Regions from separate parts of the Mus musculus genome. Here region 1 is linked to region 2. A link is a loop called in an ENCODE intact Hi-C map of the cell type or tissue named here. Cell type or tissue: heart. All regions are shown on one strand. Links, peaks and the distances in the headings refer to the core of each region. The heading gives the core; the rest is flanking DNA. Region 1 overlaps Stx7 (syntaxin 7). Region 2 has its middle 26 kb from the start of Gm15270.

Region 1 (10,521 bases), core at 4,873-7,372, 430 kb after region 2:
TGAAGACAAAAGAATGAAATAAAAAAACAGTTAGATACCATGCCTATAGAAGAAAATTTGAAAACGGGTGCATTTCATAGGAGGAGCCATGGAAGCTAGAAAATGAAAGGAGAGGGTCAAACTTTGCCAAGTGCTGGCATTCAGGAATTACTAACCTTGAATTCTATGTCTAGGGAAAAGGATGGGTCTTTCAAAGATAAAGGGAAAATGCAGACGGCAATGAAAAAGAGCTGACAGAACTGAATGTTAACAGAGCCGCAATGACAGTAACTAGTATAGGTCAAAGGAAGCCTGTCACACAGAAATGTAATGATAACCACAGACGTTTGGGCTATCAGGAAGAAATGAACCCAACACGGAGAGTATGAGGAACCATCCTCACACCCTTGCTTTTGAAAAGGCTTCTAACCTGTGTTCAGAGGTTAAATAACAACTATGTGTTTCGGGATATTTGATCACACTGGGAACCCCGAGATTGTGTTATTTACTGGAGAAAGTTGTTTCGAGTTGTCATGTGGCTCACCCTTAGTATGCACCTTTAATCCCAAGCAATGAAGGCAAAGTTAGTTGGTAGAAGAAGCACCACATTTGAAAGTGACGTCTAATTGAGTGGCAGACAAAGTGACGAATCAGGGAAAGATTTGACAGAATAAGATCTGACCAACAGGGAGCTGGAGAGATGGCTCAGAGGTTAAGAGCACTGACTGCTCTTCTGAAGGTCCTGAGTTCAATTCCCAGCAACCACATGGTGGCTTACAACCATTCATAATGAGATCTCACTCCCTCTTCTGGTGTATCTGAAGACAGTTACAATGTACTTACATATAATAAATAAATAAATCTTTAAAAAAAAAAAAAGATCTGACCAACTCTCATGAGAAGAGAGAGGAAAGAGAAGCTACTTGAGAGGCAGTGCAGAAAAAAGGAACAAGGCAGTTTTACTGGTACTGGGGGAGTTTTACAGAGAAAGGTTGAATAGAGAGCAAGCTAGACATAGGTGAAGACAGAATGATCCAGAAAATGAGAAGGGGCCAGAAGATTAGGACAGACTGCCAAAGTTAAGTATGAGGCCAAGCAGAGCAGGAGAGACTGAGAGAGAAGCAAGATTTAATCAGTGTGGAGAGGAGTTTTGAGCCAGAACAGCTGAGTTGATCAGCCAGACAGAGTTCAGAAAGAGTTAGAAAGGGTTAGTTTATTCGGCAGAAAGTCTCGAGAGGCTGAAAACATTCTAGGCCTAGACAAGATTGTATGGAGGCTGGAAGCTTCAGCAGTAAGCCTTGGAGACCACAATTAGATCAGGCAACAAAAGATACTTTTATAACTATGACCTTAAGTATGGTTCTGAATGTGTACTGAGGGAATACTTATAACAGACATAGGAAATAATAGGAGACATAAATGAGAGTTCAATGACTGTTCATGACTCCAGGTGGCAAAGTGGAGACACTACAGATATCTAGAGTTAGACACTTAAAATTTGAAAGACAGAGCTGCCATGAAAATAGTCAAATGACGAGACACTGAAAATAAGAGTGGCCAGTCTTGCTGGGCATGGTGGCGCATGCCTTTAATCCTAGCACTCGGGAGGCAGAGGCAGGTGGATTTCTGAGTTCAAGGCCAGCCTTGTCTACAAAGTGAGTTCCAGGACAGCCAGGGCTATACAGAGAAACTCTGTTTTCGAAAACAAAACAAAACAAAACAAAACAAACAAAAAAAGAGTGGCTAGTCTCAGAAAGGAAGAATAAAGCAGAAATAATGCCTCCCTTTAATTTCAAAACTTTTGAAAATTATGTATGTATTGATTGATTGACTGACTGACTGATTGATACTCTATTTGCATGTATGCCTGCATGACAGCGGAGGGTATCAGATCCCATTATACATGGTTTCTAGAACTAGAGCAGTTATTGCTTTTAAACGCTGAGCCCTCCCTCTCGCCCATTTCAAGACTTCTTATTTGCAGTACCCAAGACGGCTGGCATTGGAACACATGCACAGTGGCAGCTCAGTGGATCACAGCAGATAACCAAGAAGTGGACTCCTTTCACATCCCCACCCACATCTCCAAATCAACTGTGTCCTCTACCTCACTTGACTAACCGATTTTGGTGGAGAAGGAAAACTAACCCAGTGGACAGGGGAAAGAAAACATTTTAAACAAACACAGCAATGAAACACGGCAAAGAAATGAATCTAGATCCAAGTCTGACTTTATGCAGAATTAACTTAAAATGCCTCTTTATTTAAAGGTGATATAGAGATACATTACTAATAGACACAAAGGAGAAAACTTTTGGAACCTAGGGCTAGGCAAAGAATTCTTAGTACCAGAAACTTGAGCAGTAAATAAACATGGATAAGAGGGATTAAAATCTTTCACTCTGCAAAAGCCGCAGATGAGAGGTTTAGAGGGTAAGCCACTGACTGGGGGAAAAAATCCATGAGCTGCATCTTAGGGTTTCTAGTGCTGCAGCAAAGCATCATGGCCAAAAGGCAGGTTGGGGAAGAAAAGGTTTATTTGGCTTACCCGTTCCACATTGCTATTCATCATCAAAGTCAGGACGGACATCCAAACAGGGCAGGATCCTGGAAGTGGGAGCTAATGCCGAGGCCATGGAGGGGTACTAGTTACTATCTTGTTCCCCCTGACTTGCTCAGCCTGCTTTTGTATAGAATGCAGGACCCCAAGTCCAGGGATGGCATCAAACACACTCTATTGATCACTAACAGAGAAAATGCCTTACAGCTGGATCTCATGGAGGCATTTCCTCAACTGAGGTTCCTTCCTCTCAGATGGCTCCAGCTTGAGTTAAGTTGACAGTAAACCAGCCAGTACAAGCCATACATCCAGTGAAGGACTATCTTGCAAATATAAACTGTGGCAACCAGTGATTTTCACATTTTCTGTAAAATTATCTATTCAGGGGCCAGAAAAGTGGCTCATTGTTTAATATGCCAACTGCCCTTCCAGAGGACCCAGATTTAGTTCCCAGCACCCACATGGTGTCTCACAAACATCTGTAACTTCAGTTCCAGGGGCTCTAACACCATATTTTGTCTTCCATGGGCATTAGGCATGTATGTGGTACACAGACATACATGCAAGCAAAGCACACATTCACCTAAAAGATAATAAGAGTTAAAAAAAAAAAACTATTCAACTAGCATGTGACCTAACAATTGCACTGTGGGACATTTATCCCATAAAAAGAAAAAATATATTATTATAAAACTTACACATGAATGCTTATGCCTATTTCAACCATATTAACACAGGACTGGTCAGATATTCCTCAGCAAGTAAATGTGCCAGGGTAAAGCCCACACTATGAAACCATACTCACATTACAAAGAAAATGCTAGCTGACTATATGTGTGTGTGTGTGTGTGTGTGTGTGTGTGTGTGTGTATACACACACACACACACACACACACACACACACACACACACACACACACACACACTGGGGTGACTCTCCTAAGAACTGAGATTTAAAATGTCCACCATAAAAGCTACAAGCTATATAGCTCTGGTTATGTAACACTGGAAAATGGACTAAGCCATAACATGCTCATCACCAAAACACGCCTTGTGCTTCCTGGGTCGACTGACAGGAAGACTAGCTTGGACCTGGAAGTCTTCACCATTAAGCCTTTAGTGATACAAAATTTTAAAAAGAATAAATTTTTCACATTATTTGGGGTAGATCCCTAATTTCTAGTACTATTTTTCCTTCGGTGAGGTCAGTATTTCCATTCTCCTGTTACAGCACTGATACAAAGCAAGCATTCTGAAGGGAAAGCTGGAATCAGTGCGCCTTAGCTGGGGCTAAGTGAGTTCATTGCTCAGCCGTCTGCCCACGTCTAAAGCTTTCAGAGTGAGCAACTACTGTGTAACGGTACTTACAGTAAACACTTAAAATTTTGTACTTTGGGTTGGCCCAAGTGGGAATTAATGCTCTTTCAAGGTTATTTAAAGACTCCTTGGTTCAGTTCTAGAAGACTCCCCTGAAAACAAGTAGAGGTGTTATGCATGCAGGGCCCACACAGGAAATCTGGTTTTGCCTTCCACCACGCTCAGGAAAAAAAAAAAATCCCAATATTTCACAACCTCCAGGAACCCACTGGGAGTAAGTAGGTGACAGACTTCTTAAAACCCTGCAAGAAGCAACAGTGTTGGCTCCTCGGCTCAATTTCAGTGTTTGAGAGGACTATTGGGATAATAATGCTTCCTGGTTAACGTTTTTTGCGTCAATCAAACTGATCACCAAGACAAGGCGTTAAGATCAGCATGTTGAGGCATGCATCGGAATTACAGGAAATTAGACTGGCATCAGCCATCAGCTTAATCTTCATTTGTTCTTTCTCTTGCTCCTCCCTTGCCTCGATCCCCTTCCTCTCCACTTCGCTTCATTTGAAGACAGGGTCACAGGGATCTCAAACCGGCCTGGGCTCTTGCTGGGTAGCCAGTGGAAGCTGATCAGATACGCAATCCCTGATCCTCCTGCCTTCCCTTCCTAAGTGCTGGGATTTCAAGGGTAGATTACCGCCTGCAGCAGGGTTTCCTTCTACACTCCCTTTTCATTAAAGACAAAATAACAAACAAGAACAACTGCTGCGGGGTGGGGTAAGGCTAAATATATACATTCTGTGATACATTTTGTACAGAGGATACTCAATGTATTTGTTTGAGGCTGTTATGTTGCAAATTCCCCTTACTCCCTCCCTTCTTTATGTATCTCTGCCCTCTACTGGAAGCAGCAGCCTTCTGTGAATGTCTTCCAAACACAGGACCTTGGTATCCAAGATACCCTGAATCCCAGTCACAACCACCACAACAACTCCACTTGGTGATAGCTTAGATAGGCTATCAAAACTGATTATTTCCAGAAAACTTGATTTCTAAAAAATTAATTTCTGTCACTTTCAGAAGGAAAAAAGATCAACAGGAGAGAGTGGTCCTTAGAGTCTGGCCAACTGCTGAAGCGCCCAGTGGTCCCAAAGTGAATTCATCCTTGTACACTTCCTCCTTTTCCACGCTGCATTTTCTTATGATGAATAAAGTACAGCCCAGGCTTGCCTTAGACTCACTGTGGTTGAACATGGCCTTGAACTTCTGACCATCCTGCCTTAATTCCCAGAGTTCTGACGTAGCATACTGCCAAACTGAGCTACATTGCCTGGCGTGATAGTAAGCACTTTTTATATGTCAAATGTCAGGATAAATGCTCTCTGTGAGAAGACCTACATTCATTTGGCTCGTTCATAATCTTTATGCCCAGACCTGTAGTACCCTGGGAAAAAGCTGACTCCAAATGGTCAAGTATGTATTGAGGAACTATTATGGGATGGAAATAGGGTAGAAACAAGGAAGTGAAGCAGGAAGAAACTTCTGGATGCTGCTGTCCTAATAAGAAAACGTCTCGTTGGGTTTGGTGGAAAGCCACTACCCTTGTCCAGTGAGGACAGCCCCCAGGAGCAGACTACTCAGTGTCCAGTGAAAACCACGTCAAATGTATTTCTCAGATGTGACAGCGACTCTTTCTCTCTCAAGTTCTTATTTTTCCACCATGAACTCCACTTTTCTGCACAAAGAAACAAACAGTACACAAACTCCAAAGTATTGCGAGTGGTTTTTGTGTGTTTGCTTTTGCTAAAATCATGTACCTGTTTCTTGGGTCCCACATGAACTGAGTCAACCTGCTTTCACTATAGATTTACCTAAACAGGCTAGTGTTCAAAGTATTATGGATATAAAAGCACCCGGACACTGTTATCCAAAGCAGGGAGGATGCTCACAGTCCCAGTGCTAACATCTTCAAGGTGTGGTGCAAGTGGTGCCTGCCATAGGTGCTGCTGTGGCCCTTGGCATGCTCACGCGGGTGCCTTCAGACAGTGCACATGGCTTGCTGCTCTATCCTGGGCCCTGTCTGTGCCCATATCTATAGCAGAAGATGCCCATTCTCTCTGGGAAACACTTCCCTATAACCAGAGGGAACAGTTACTCAGACTATCAACTGTTCTGCAAAACCGTATCTTTGCCATATTTTAATAACCTACGTGCCTAATGTTAAGACTACCGTTCAATCTAAGAGGCCAGTTAATCTCAGTCCTGTCTGAGAACACAAGGCACTCGGTGAGGGGATTCCTTTGGTTTGAACCAGATGCAGACATAGTCAAAAAAGCTTCCTGTTTCATTTTCCAGTGCAGAGATATGATGTGTAAGAGCTGGAGGATGAAGAGGAATGCCATGCACAATGCTGTCTTCTGGATATGAAACGCACATCACACTCATGAACTCCCAGTTCCCGGGAACGTCTGCATGAGATCACACCGGCCGAACTTCTGGCACGGGTGCAGTGGAGGAGCGCCACCTCCTGCCTCTTACTGAGAAGCTAGTGGCAGGTTATAGTTGCTTGGGGTGGGGGTAATCACTTTAAGGATGTGGTCATGGGTAGAATTCCCATGCCCTCACAGGTAGCTTCACACCCAAGCACATATAAACAGCACTAACTAATCTTAGTGAGCTATAAAAAAACCTAAAATGAATAATAAAAAAAACCCATAAAGTTGGGAAGGAATTGTGGAAGAGGATGTGGGAAGAGTCAGAGAAGGTGATAAAGGGTAAATATGATCACAGTTCATTGTCCAGTGCGTGATATTCTCAATATTAAAGAAAAATTTAAAACATTTCAGAGCAATTCTAAAACTGAATTGAGGAAAAGCTTAAGCTTTATTTTTCTCATTTAGCAATTCCCTTGTTTTACATTTAAATATTGTCAATAAAAGTCAGTTTCATGTTCTAAATATCTTTGTGAACATTTCCTCAAATTAAAGCTTTTTAAAAGAATACAGCAACTAAAGTTCCTGTCATAGATCAATGGCCAGTGGACCAGGCAAAATAATAATTTAAGTTCCAATTTTAAGTAAAGTTGCTAAGTTACGCCCCGATTTTTGAAAGAGCTCTGCTGTTGTGGGGCATCCACTATGAAGAGAACAGGAACAAATGGGTGTGGTCCCACGAGGATTAACTGCCTTGGGAGCACAGAGCCATTTAACAGATGCCACTGAGACTCTCCTCCAGCTAGGAGATGGCAGCACACTGTTTGACACACAAGCTACAGGGGCAGGTGGAAGAGAAGACCTTGTGGGAGCCGGCCTGGCAGGCTGGCACTCATCTGGAAGCATGTGTATACATTGCTCCTGACCACCCATGAAAACAGTAGGAGCCGGGCACCAGAAAACTTCAGTGTTCCAGACCCCCACAAAAATGGTTTCTGTGAGAACAACCCATTCGTCACTCTAAAATTAAACATGTTAACCAGTGATCCAGAAATATGTGGGGGCTAGAGAGATGGCTCGGCGGTCAAGAGCACCGACTACTCTTCCAGAGGTTCTGAGTTCAATTCCCAGCAACCACATGGTGGCTCACAACCATCTGTAATGGGTTCTAGTGTCCTCTTCTGGTCTGAAGACAGCTACAATGTGTATATGTATATATATCTTAAAAGAAGAAGAAGAAGGAGGAGGAGGAGGAGGAGGAGGAGAAGAAGGAGAAGGAGAAGGAGGAGAAGAAGGAGAAGAAGGAGGAGAAAAAGGAGAAGGAGGAGGAGGAGAAGGAGAAGGAGAAGAAGAAGGAGGAGGAGGAGGAGAAGGAGGAGGAGGAGAAGAAGGAGAAGGAGAAGGAGGAGAAGAAGGAGAAGGAGGAGAAAAAGGAGAAGGAGGAGGAGGAGAAGGAGAAGGAGAAGGAGAAGAAGAAGGAGGAGGAGGAGGAGAAGGAAGAGAAGAAGAAAAAGAAGAAGAAGAAGAGGAGGAGGAAGAGGAACTCTAAGAAATAATATTTAAAAAAAAACAAAAAAAACAAAAAACAAAACCTCCCAGCAGAAATATGTGGAATGTCCCACCATGGTGCATAGTCAGCAGCAAATGTCTGGGAAGCCTGGGCTCCAGGGAAAGAGTTCTTGGGACTCAGAATTAGCAGACATCTCCAGAATCATCTTTATTCTGCTTGCAAAGATACAATTATTTTGTTAATATTTCACTTGTTCCCATTTAAAGGTTTCAGAGCCACATTAAACAGTGCCATCATTAGCAAACTGCTGTGTAAGAACATTATAAAACACAAATGATAAACTAAGATAACCCCTCTTACAGCATTCATATTAGTGCATTAAAACATTGATTCAAAAAAGACAAGTGTGTTCATTGGCAGACGTCTGATTCCTATTTGAATGAAGAATAATAAAAAAATGGCATCTAAATAAACTCTAAAACTTAAGTGTCAAAAACTAAATATAAAATGAAATCCCAAATCTGTAACTATGGGAACATTACTTTGTGAAGACAGGACCCAAAGATACAGGCCTAAGAAGTGTTCCATGGCGCACGAGGGAAGGTATAATGGCCACAAAGCCAGACCATATGGTGAAAGTGGTTCAGTGCAGTAAGAGACTGGAATCTTTAGCATCTGAACAGAATAGATGCAGGTATGGACCTTTCAGCCACTTCCTCCAACTTTCACTGAACAATACAGTAACTAAGCTTTCTTTAGTATGCATTGGATTAAACAGTCCATAATGTTAAAAACAACCTATCCTTACTGTCTTTACTAGGTAATCCACAGCAAATGCATATATACATACACATCAGGAAAAGATTCACTGATTTTATTCAGAGACGAAAACAACAATCCAATAATGAAAGAGCAATAACGATCTGCACTGCTGTGGACCACAGCGGATAAAACATCCCACAAACAGTTATGTTAAGGGTTTCCTATTGAGAACATTTACTGGACAAATGAAATTTAAACTTGGGCTTTCTTTTTAAATAAGATAATGCAATCATGTTACACATGTTACACAGTTACAGAGGTGCAGGCAGAGTATACACGCCAATCAAATAATTCCCAAAACTCAGTCAAAAAGTTACAATAAATAAATTACAAATGAAAGGCATATACAACGTGAGCAAAACCTAACAGTTGTTGAACTAAAAAGCAGGGAAGCTGTGCCAGTAAGGGTGTTTAGAAAAGCCTTGGGTATTAGAAAATATCAGACTGAATCCAAAAAGAATCCCCCCACCCTAGTAAAAATGGCAAAGTATGGAACCATCATTTTACACAACAGCCTCAAGATAACGATAAGAGAAAGTGATCGCAAGAATCTGCCTGCATCGCTCAGACAGCATCATGCAGTCGTCCACGCCCTCGGGGCTCAGCCTTTCAGTCCCCATACGATGAGACAGATGATCACGATTCCGACCACGAGGATAAAAATGATAATGCAGAGAGTTTTCCTGGATTTGCGCTGCGGAAGCAAGAAGACGACACGGTGAGTACGTCAGTGAGGGGATGCCACAGCAGCTGAACACCACCCAGTGAACTTGGGGAACAATTTGGAGACCTCATATTTGGGGCTGAGATTCTTCTTCTAAAAAACCTTTACAACACACACGGTGGTGTTTTTTCAAAAAATATTTTTCTTGAAGTAATGCTATAATTCAAGGGGCAATGTTTTAATTGCTGGTAGTTCTCCTGGGAGTATGGTTGAACTTGAGAAAGAAGAAATCAGTGGCTGGAGAGATGGCTCAGTGGTTGAGAGCACTGACTACACTCTTCCAGAGGACCCAGGCTCAATTCCCTGTACCCGAATGGCAGCTCACACCTTCCTGTAGCTCAAGCATGTGGTACACAGACAAACGCCAATACACACTGTCGGGACATGGTGCAGGAATGGAGCCATGTCAGGGGAACTCGGAGTGCTTTCGAGAAAATGCCAAGAAAACAAGAACCTCAGTTGCTTCAAAAACACGCAACTAGTTGTTCTTGGAATGTGTTTCTGTGCCCCTCCCAGGTAGAGTGGATAGGAGTGAGTTTACCTTAGATTATTCATTACAACTAGGTATTGTTATTTGTTTGTGTGCTACTATGGAAAAACGCATGTTTACATTTGGCTTCTCCTTGAGACTGTACACTTTACTCATGTGACTCTTCTTAACCCTGAGTATAAATTGTCTGATGCTCTGAATAAAGTTGGCTACTGCATGAGATTTTATGAGTCTGTCTCATGCTTAAGCTCTATTCTTCCAGGTCTAACTACCTTTAGAGCAGACACACACATAAAATAAGTAAATAAAAATGTTTAGAAAAGAAAGAAGAAACTGTGTTAGGTATATCTATTGTTCAGTGGCAAAGCATTTGCTGGTATGCAAGGTCCTGGGTTAGATTCCCTGTTCTCCCTCAATCCCCAATAATGCAAAGGAAGACAGAAAGAAATAAAAGTTACCAGCTATGTGGTAGACTGAGAATACCTAGAAATGAAACAAAGAATAGCCCCATAAAGTGTCAGTGTTACAAGCTGCCAAGTGCACAGTGGCTCACCTGATGAATGGCGCTAACATGAAAGTAAAAAGCAGCTGAAAAATATCTAAGAAGTTACAGGATTGTAGTCAAGATTCAAGACAGTGGTAATTATGAAGGACAACAAAATCCGATGTTTTTAGAGGGGAATCAAATGATGT
Region 2 (10,521 bases), core at 3,998-6,497:
GGTGGGAAGGATGGCAGTATTCGTGGATAGTAAGAGCAAGGTTAACATTTTAATGTACACCTCATCAGAGCATACAAGAAACACGACTGAGTCTTCCACTCCTAACACTGAGGAGCACTGGAGCACACAGATCTCAGTGGCTGGACTGACAATACAGTTCTATGGTAGAGCCTTCTCCTTGATACACGGGCCTAGGATCACCCCCCCCCACACACACACACACAAACACACACATACACACACAAATACACACATACAAACACACACACAAACACACACATACAAACACACACACAAATACATACATACAAACACACACACAAACACACACAAACGCACACAAATACACACATACAAACACACACACAAACACACACATACAAACACACACACAAACACACACATACAAACACACACACAAACACACACATACACACACAAATACACACATACACACACACAAACACACACATACAAACACACACAAACACACACATACACACACATACAAACACACACACAAACACCCCCCACACACAAACACATACACACAAACACACACATACAAACACACACACAAACACACACACACAAACACACACACACAAACACATACACATACAAACACACACACAAACACACCCCCCCCACACAAACACATACACACACAAACACACACATACACACATAAATACACACATTCAAACACACACACATACACACACATACAAACACACACAAGCACACACACACTCCCCAAATGCATTTCATATCACCTAGAAAAATAATACTAAGAAAAATTTGTACTCTGGGAAACATTTTAATAAAACTACATTGTTTGTAATTACATTTTACATTGTAATTATATGAAAATCAGTGATAATATTAATAATTGCTTTTGCGATGATTGCTGTGTGTTCTTTGGGGTTTGATTTTGTTTTTCCCTCCATACTCTAAAGTTCTCATCCTGAGGAAGATAAATGGTAGTAAATTCTAGGTGGCCCTTACAGTTATATTTGATGCAGAAGTGAAAAACCTGTAATCATTTTGCCAAAAATTCCTCTCTCGCGTGATTGCTAAAATACAGTGGATATTATGGGACCTTTGTAATATTTGTAGTATTTGTGAAGTACCAGCCTTCAATATGGTTGGCTTAGGCAATCTTAGGGCCATTTGAAGCTTGTATGTTCGTGAACCAGACACACAGGCGCCACATAAGTTGCTTGGGAAACAAGAATTGCTTATCCAAAGACCTAGAGCCTCATTTCTGAGCATCTACTGAGGGACTCTCAGCGAGGACGACTCACACAGGGAGGCCGGCTTTCTTTGTATCTCGAGCGTCAATGACGTCTGGGCTTGTCGATGGACTCAACACGCACGTGAAAGTGTTTAGTAGGACCGTCAGTGGATTCGGCAACCACCAGGAATATTTGCTAATACGTCAGACTTTGTGTTCGTAGTGACACAGAAGAGGACAAAGGCCTGGAAGCCATAGATGCTTAGGATTCTGTTGTTCTTGCAGATACTTTGTCCTTCTGCGCTACGACTTTCGCCCAGCAGGTGGCGGTATGTGACTGTGAGAACTGCAGCAACAGGCACAGAAGTGAAGAACTTCCGGGAAAAGGGAGGGGGGGGGGCGGTTTAAGAGTCGGGTTTCCTGAAGCTAGCTCCAGGATCATGCTGAATATTCTGCGCATCTGATTAGAGATTTGGATTTGGATATCAAGCTACCTGCTCGTTTATTACTTGAGCATAAACAGATTTATACTAGAGATGAATCTGAGCTTGCTGTCTGGAGTCACTTCCTAATGCCACCTCTCTCAGCACAGTCACATTTGGGCACGTTGAATACAATCTCTGTTTTGGATTATCATCTTATTGGAAGAACGAGTCTACAGTTGTTGCTATTTACCTCTGCTTAGGTGTTTAGATTCCTCACACTCCTTAATTTCACCTCAGATTAACGCATTCAACCCAAAGCGTGTTGCATTAGTCAGTCTATCCAGGTAAACGGGGACAACTGATAAAAAGCATCCGGTGGGTGCTGCAAGCTTTGATCGCCTTCAGGTAGCCAGTCGGAAACTGGCTACTGTGGAAACCCTGCCACTAGATAACATTTTACTGCTGCAGACGATATTTCCCCCTTCTTTAACAGTCTATGAAATGCTCTGCTGAGCCACGCTCCCTTAGCAATGTCCCTTCCCTGGGGGAAGCTTTCTACAAATGTACAAGCCTCCCATTAACTCGTTCCACAAAGTCCAGTCCAAACCTTTAGTGACACTGAATATAATCTCACAATCACTTCTTCTTCCCTTCCCTCTGGCTCTCCCAATCTTTTTCTTATGTCACAAGGTCAAATACTCTCAGTTCATGTGTGTCTTTCTTATAGGCTGAGTGACTATACACAGAGCTATGTGTTCTTGGAGGGCCTTGAGCCCCATGGCTGGCAACAGTGCAGCGACCTTAGTGGCCATGGTAGGTCTTGGCACCTATGAAATGCTCACTAAATGTCTGTGGCTTTGGTTCACTGCTGCAGGATAATTTCACAGTTGTGATATATTCTACCATTTGATTCCAGCCAACTTATTGCTCTTAATTTTCATTTTCAATCATCTTGTTGGTGCATGTCTCCTCTGTCCCCACCCCTCTGCAGTCGTCCATTTTCTTCAAAATCTGGCTGCAGTGCCATTTTCTCTATGGAACTACTGTCTCTGTAGCCTTTGAGCACTGCCGTCTGAGCAATCTGATCTTGCCACACAGTATGAGCCTTTAACTTTGTCCGTCTGCATCTTGAGTTCCAATAAAAGGGGGAAACTAAAGTAATGCACGGTGGTGGGAAAGACCGCAGAGAGGAATGCTGCCCTTCACGAGGGATAGTCTGAGTCTTTCGAAAGTTCCTTCCTTGTTCGACCAGACAGGACCATGATTGATGGATAAAGATTCAGATGTGGGACATGCTGAAGCAGGGCAGGCAAGTCTGTGGAGACCCAGTTCCGTCTATTTGAAGTGGTTGTCTCTTTGCCAGCACTCCCAAGAGAATAGTGGGCTGTTTGATCTCTGGTCCCCATCAAAGGTGCCCTTGACAGACTGCAGCCCAGGTCTGTAAGCTTCCTCATAAACCCATGTTTGGAAAGATATCTCTTGGGTGGGGGGGTTGCGGAGAGGGGGTTATTTTGGTTTGAAACTGGAAGAAAGGAGGCTTGAAACTTAGTTGGAAGTGAGAAATATCAAGGTGGGGCAGGCAATGAATCTGGAGGGGACAATATCCTGTGAGTAAAAACAGTGGGTCTTGAGGCGGTTTCTGAGATGCTTGGCTGTTAACTCTCTCATCAGCCGCCCTCCTTGTCCTACTGGCTTGGCCCTGCAAGGCTGGGGTGCGGTCATTGATGCGTCTCTCCAGCTCCCGTTCCTAACTGGAACTGTTCGTTCTGCTAACGATCCCAAAACAACTTTTGTTTTGGGAAAGATGACCAAGCAGTCGCTTGTTAAGAATCCACTGAACCCCTCTTTCAGACCAGGAACAGTGGAAGATTCACAGCAGAGTAGGGTAGATAGAGACACAAATATACACACCATGTCTTGCTGTTGTTGCTGTGGTTATATACATACTGTGTCTTCCTGTTGTTATTTTGGGCTATGTGGATAATTTTCATTTGCCGGGGAAGTCAGACAGATTTAAGGCAAATGGGCATATTCTTTTCTAGCAGGAAAGGGACACTGTAGAGCCTTGGCAAGCTTCACCACTGAACCATTATGAGCCCCTGAGTCTCCATATGCTTCAGAAAACTCCCAACAGAACGCTCAGGGGAGCCATAACAAATTGCTTGGCATTTCTGTAGAAGACTGACAATATTCCTCACCTACTCTCATCTCTAATTGATGTCCTGTTTTTCCTTTTGTTAATCTTGCCAGGTACAGTATTGCTGTCTGTCCTTCTTAGATGGTGTGATCGAGAATTACTTAATATGTGTTTTGGAAAAGATCTATTATTTTTATTTTACAAGTATGAATGTCCCGCTTAGATGCATGTTCATGTAGTACCCAAAGAGCCCAGAAGAGGGCGGTGGAATCCACGGAACTGGAGGGCCAGATGGTTGTGCGCCACCATGTGGATACAGGGAAAATCTCACTGGGTTCCTCGGAATAAACAGCATAATGCTTTTAACTGCTAAGCCATTTCTTCAATGTTTTGTAGTCTCAAGTTGTGAACGTATCTTGGGCCTTGTCCACAGAAATTCTCTGCAGCCTGGCTTGCAAATACACTTTTCCAAAAATCTTTCCACATTGCTTTAAGCCAAGTGGCCTGGAGATTATAGAGTTTTTAAGTCCTAAAATCGTTTTATATTAATCCTTCGGCTTGTATTTCTCAGACTACATAGGTAGGACTATGTCAAACCTCAAACTGCTTTTGTGGGAAGAACCATGATTACAGCCCCCCTCCCCCATCCAGACTAAATAATTTTTCTTCTTGGACTCGTGGAGTAGATATTGTAGCTCATTCTTTCCATGAAGATGTGGTAACGTTGGAGTCCTGGTTTACGGGAAGACTGGCCGTGGTACGGAGGACGGAGTTTCAACTTTACCTCTTACACTTACAATTTCCTATGCTCTGCTCACAAGAGTGCTACGACCCAGGACCCTGGTTGCTGACAGCAGAAGTCTCCCTTCCAGGGATGCCTGTGGTCCACACAGCTGAAGGTGTTCATTTTTTCATGATTTCAAGGTGCTGCAGAAATTCCCATTATTACTGAAGGCTCAGCAATAGATTTTTAAAGAATATTTATTCTTGTGGCAGAAGCAAATAATCTATTTTAGGCATGGCCCATATCACAAGTTTTTACTGTTCAAGTATGGTCACTTGCCTTGATTTAGTTACTTTAGTCAGTTTGTATATGCTAAGCTATTTCGGCACCTCCTTTGGGTGGCCTTGCCCTCGCCTGCAAATCATTCGAGAACGTGGTCAAATTGTTCCTTACAGAGGGGGTCAACCCCTTTTTCCCAAGAGCCAGCGGAAAGAACCTGAAAGTCCTTCAGGGCTGCTATGCCAGTTTCTGCCACTTGGTGGCACTGTCGAACACGGGTCCTCCTGGCTTCGGGGTACAGAATTTGGTATTTCTCTTTCCTCCTTGGAGGTAGCCTCATTTGGACAGCAAGGTTACACTTCTTAGTTCAATCAGATTTCTGGCCATTGTATTCCGTGTCTACATCACCTTTTGGCTCCAGCCAACCAAGAGTTTAGAGTTCAAATATTTTGGTGAATATGAACCTTCCTCCATCAATAATATCTAATTAAAAACAGTAATGGATACAATGCCTCACCATTTTGCAATGGTTCCATACACAGGCAGCAATGGAGCCCAGCAGGAAAACGACTTATCCCGAAGAATTCTACAAGTTGATAAAAGATAATTGACTGGTGGCAGTACCACCGTGACTTTGGACCCCAGGTCGTGGCACACAGTTAGATGTATCTCTGGATACAGTACCCATGGATGTTACATTTTTTTTTCCAGGTCTACAGAATTTTCTGAGATTTGAGAGAGCTAGTTAATTCTTTAAGAAATGAAAATAGTAAGTAGAATCAAATTAGATTTCTTTTTACATGGAGGACAAAACAGTATGTCAATTATTCAATTAGTTTGAGTCCTGAGAATTATGTCTAGAGTGCGTGTGAGACTTTCCAAGTAGGTATGCTCTCATTGCTGAGTTCTTCATACAACTTCTCTGAAGACAGCTCTGCCGAGGCAAGTTTAAAATGATAACACAGATGTTCCAGAAACATCTTCAGATGACGGAGTGTTGTTTTATTTCTGATTCTTTTCCTCCTCCTCTCTGAGCAGTGGCGCTGATGGTGATGTTTGTCTTTACACAGCTTTTACCATGCAAAGCATATTGGTGCCCTTGACTCTACTCTACAGTTCTGGAAATGTGTGAAATGAGTTAACCCTCCTGCCAGTCCATGCAGGCGCACATTTAATATTATCCCTGAGCTATGAGGAGTCCAGATTTGCTATGTTGGAGCTGAACTTCAAAAGCTAACATTTATGGGGAAGTTTCCTATAAGAAAGTCTATTTTGGGAATTTATTAATCCCTGCTCTCTAAGTGCAGTGAGTCCCATCAGTGTGTTTGGCCTCCGTTGCTTGGAAGCAATCTATGGCCAGTTTAAGACTTGTCAATTATACAGTCACCTCCAAAAAATAGTATTTATTGGTTGACCCTAAGCCCATGTAACAGACTAACTCACAGATAGCATTGACATTCAACCATCCACTAATACCTCATCTAGAAGGAGCACATTCCGTTCAGAACAGAGAGCTCCTAGGCGCCTCTTCATCTGGTCTCTACGCGAGAGCCTTCGTGCATGCCCAAGTCAGGATCTGAGCATAAGAGCTAATGAAAATGACCCAAAACATATGATTTGCTAGGGAATCGGGTTTGTCTAGCAAATAAGGGCTCCCATTTTTCAGTACGTATGAGGACATGGCTAGATAGCTTCCGATGCAGCAAGGTGTTCTAGAGGTGGTGAGAAGTGAAAAGTGGTTATCAAATACTTTACACATCACAAAAAAATAGTTTGTGCTAAACATGGATGTGATTACACACACCGACTTGAAATAGAGCGCCACTGCCCAACGGAAGTGTGAGGTGTGCAATTCAAAACTTTCAGGAGTGTCATTTAAAAAGAGAGAAATAGGTAAAATTAATAACAACGATTTATGATATATTAATTTATATAGAAACTTACATAAATTTATTTGTTTATGATGTATGTATATTAATTTATATAGAAACTTACATAAATTTATTTGTTTATGATGTATGTATATTAATTTATATAGAAACTTACATAAATTTATTTGTTTTTCATATAGATTATCACTAATAATATATTTTAATATGTTAATGCTATATACCACATGCTAGTGATAGGTTTTATTTAACACAATATTATTATTTTGGCATATAAACAGCATGCACTTCTTGATATTTTTATATGTTTCAAAATAATTAATACTGGAAATTTGGTTAGATGTGTGAGGGAGGAAGCCTTGGGGCCACTCAGTGAATAGAGATTTGAGCTAAGATCTGAGCCGAGAGCCAGAGCCCTCTGGAGAATCAGAGAGAGTGAGCTGTGATGGCAACAGCTGGCTCCCACTCTTCCCAGGGGTCCCCCTCCACACCCATCTCATAACTCAGACCCCCGAGTCCCCTCCCCCCTCAGTTAACACTTGGGTTTTGTCTTAGTTCAGGTTTCTATTGCTGTAACAAAACACCATGACTAAGAAGCAAGTTGGGGAGGAAAGGGTTTATTCGGCTTATACTTCCACATTGTAGTCTGTTACTGAAGGAAGAATTCATTTTTCAACTTTCTCATTTTCTTATATTATTTGACCCCCCCCCCACAGGTTTACATAGGGGTGTGTGTGTGCGCATGTGCGCGTGTGTGTGTGTTTGGGGGGGGGTGCATGCCCACATACAGACCCCTGTGTGGGCCTCTGAAGAGTTCATAGGCTCTAGCACCTGTGTACTCCCCAGAAGACATTGAAGCTCAAAGGATGTTTGATCCAGGAACTATTCTAAGTGAGGCAAATGTATGCCAGACATGCACCTTGCAAAGAAACAGAAATTACATGTCTAGCACCATCCAAAGGTCGTCAGCTCCTGCTTCCACGTTCCTGCCCTGAATGGATGCCTGTCCTGACTTCCTCCAATGATGTACTGAGATCTGGAAGTGTAAGCCAAATAAATTCTTCCCTCCCCAACTTAATTTTTGGTCATGGTGTTTCATCACAGCAGTAGTAACCCTAACGAGGACAATATCCTTACAAACAAACAAACAAACAAACAAACAAACAAACAAAAAAACCCAAACCCAGCCAAAGGCAGAATTTGATGCGGGAAGTTGGTCTGTTTTAATGTTTTAAATGATGTAGAGGGGAACCTCCGTTATAAGAATATGCAAGGCTGCCTTAGGTCCCAATCCTGAAGACATTCCCACCCATCTTAAAATTGGCTCTTCCTTCCGGTGGGTAGGGGATTCTACCTGGTAGACAGGGAAGTACTCTGGAGAGAGTCAGTGGGCTATTGCTGGGCACGGTAATTTGGCTGGCAGTGAGAATGTTGTCCCATCAACCCTTTCCTTTATTTGAATATGCAAATATTACTGGAATGGTTACAGGAGATGGCAAATCTGTCTGGTCCCCAGGAGACTGATGATGTTTTAAAGATACAGATACTCATGCAGTGGGAGAATGAGCCTGAAGAGAGCGATGGGATCGAATTCAGAATGAAGGATTTAATTCAGAAATTAAAATGTGCAAGAAGCTTCGGAACGCCGTACCTGCTGTGGTTTAAGTGGCAAATAAGTTCGAATTCCTGCATCCCTAGCTGGTGGTGCTGCTTCGAAAAGTTACAAAGCATCTGCGAGGTTACAAAACGTTCAGCTTTGCCGAAGGAAATACCTCACGGGGGCGGGCTTTGAGGTTTCATATCCTGGACTTCATTTCCTGTTCTCGCTCCACTTCCTGACTACTACTGTAATGTGTCAACCAGTTATGCTCCCGCCACCGTGCCTTCCCTCCTGGAGTTATCACCTAAGGAACTGTAAACCGAAACCCTTTACGATGCTTTTGTCTGTATTATTTAGTCACAGTAAGAGAAGCGAAACTAAGACAACCGTATAAATATTTCATCAGCTGGTGGAAAGATATACTGAAGGTGGTTTCACTAATTGGTAGATTAAATTACTGTTCCCAAGTCTTCATTCCCTGCCTGACGAGAGCATCAAGCATCACCCACACATTGTCATGGGACTTGCAGAGATCTGTTTCTGCAAACTACACTCTATACCTGCTTGGCCATGTGACTTGCTTCGGCCAATGGGAACCCAACGATGCCCCGCCCAAGTATTAGCGAGATTGACAATGGTGTTCTTGCTCTCACATCGGTGTCTAGAAGAATGTTGTGTTTACACTGGTATCCGGAGTGAGAAGTAACCCAGAACACAACGCTAGTAACAGAAACCCAGCTAATAGGCAAATGTGTGGAAGTAAATGTTTCTCGAGTCACTGAAATGTCGGGAAAGCCATAGTAAGGCTGAGTAATATTGGTTTCCATGAGGAAAACTCACCTTGCTGAGAACATTCTCATGATTTTTATTGATGTAATTTGAAAAAGTTTCATATCACGTGGCAGTAGAGACAACCAGCATGATCATTTTTCCCAGAATGATGTTCCGTGAACTATATGCTATAAAGCTGTGCTTGAGTAGAAGTTGACTTTTCATAAAAGGGTAGTTCCTGTGTGTCACCGTGCCATGAGTCCCACGTCAGGATGCTGGGAGTGAGATCATGACCGTATTTGAGAGGCCAACAAAACTACTTAGTGGTCCCTAAAGACACCTCCTGGAATTTACTGATGTGGGCATTTTTACATTTTCAATTACAAGTGTGACATTTTCCTTTGTGCCAGTTTTGCCAGAGCCAGGGATCCTCTACAAGGCTCTATCCGCACTTGATAGAAAAAGCACGGCTAAGTGACTCATCTCATTCACCGTTGGCTCAGTTTAGCAGGACATTTGTCCCTGTATGACGTGATCCTGTCCTTTCTTCTCTGAGCTCTCAATAAAGTAACTACCATGGCTCAGGAAAATATAATCATTGTGAACATTCCTGCACCAACATGACATATGTATTTGCTGCCTAATTTATCTCACCCTATACCCTTCATTGCACTCAGCAGTCGCCTATTACATGTCAAGTACCATTTTAGATCCCTCATACATCTTGTTCTCCTGAATTTCATACCTCACAAATTCGTAGGGAAATATGTGCCTGGATAGAGGAAGACCCAAGGCCATGCATGAGGCAGGGCTGAGCTCAGAACACAGGTAGAGCCGGAAGCAGAGTGTAGGGACTCCTCAGGAACTGGAGTCTAACCAGCATGCCTGTGAGCCACACCATCTTAGCCAGTCTTCCATTGCTGGGAAGAGACACCATGACCAAGGCAACTCTTACAAAAGAAAGCATTTGACTGAGAGCCTGCTTGCAGTTTCAGAGGGTCAGTTCATTATCATCACAGCAGGGAGCATGGCACTGGAACAGTAGCTGTGAGCTCCATCTTACTCCACAAGCAGAGCAAGCCAGAGAGAGAGAGAGAAAGAGAGAGAGAGAGAGAGAGGGAGGGAGGGAGGGAGAGAGAGAGAGAGAGAGAGAGAGAGAGAGAGAGAGAGAGAGAGAGAGAGAGAGAGAGAGAGAGAGAGACTAGGCCTGACATGGGCTTTTGAAACCTAAAAGTCCACTCCCAGTGACATACTTCCTCCAACAAGGCCACACCTTCTCCCACAAGGCCACGCATCCTTTCATAAGTTCCAGTCCCTCGTAACTAAGTATTCAAATATATAAGCCTATGGGGACATTCTTTTTTGTTTTTTGGCTTGTTGTTGCTTATTTGTTTTTTTTTTTTTTAACTTTCTATTGATTCTCTGTGAGTTTCACATCATTCACCTTAGTCTTGCTCAT

The links. A loop is a pair of places that touch in the nucleus more often than their neighbours do. Peaks named below come from ENCODE experiments on the same cell type or tissue, not always from the same donor. Only the 100,000 strongest peaks of a DNase experiment are listed, where the experiment ranks them.
Region 1: it touches region 2 in a loop (2.4-fold over the local background); 12 of 42 quality-filtered maps call a loop at or near these places.

The regions. Positions count from the first base shown.
Region 1 is chr10:24,186,415-24,196,935 of GRCm38, reverse strand. Stx7 (syntaxin 7) reads right to left here. Exons shown (of 10, transcript NM_001358563.1): 10 at 7,975-9,308. The coding sequence ends at 9,216. Among named protein-coding and RNA genes, the nearest start is that of Moxd1, 32 kb to the left of the region's middle. In heart, for the core only: a CTCF peak has its summit at 6,376 (motif pointing left); no DNase peak of the experiment used is centred there.
Region 2 is chr10:24,616,309-24,626,829 of GRCm38, reverse strand. No RefSeq gene overlaps it. Among named protein-coding and RNA genes, the nearest start is that of Gm15270, 26 kb to the right of the region's middle. In heart, for the core only: CTCF peaks have their summits at 4,092 (motif pointing right) and 5,049 (motif pointing right); DNase peaks (open chromatin) are centred at 4,049 and 5,029.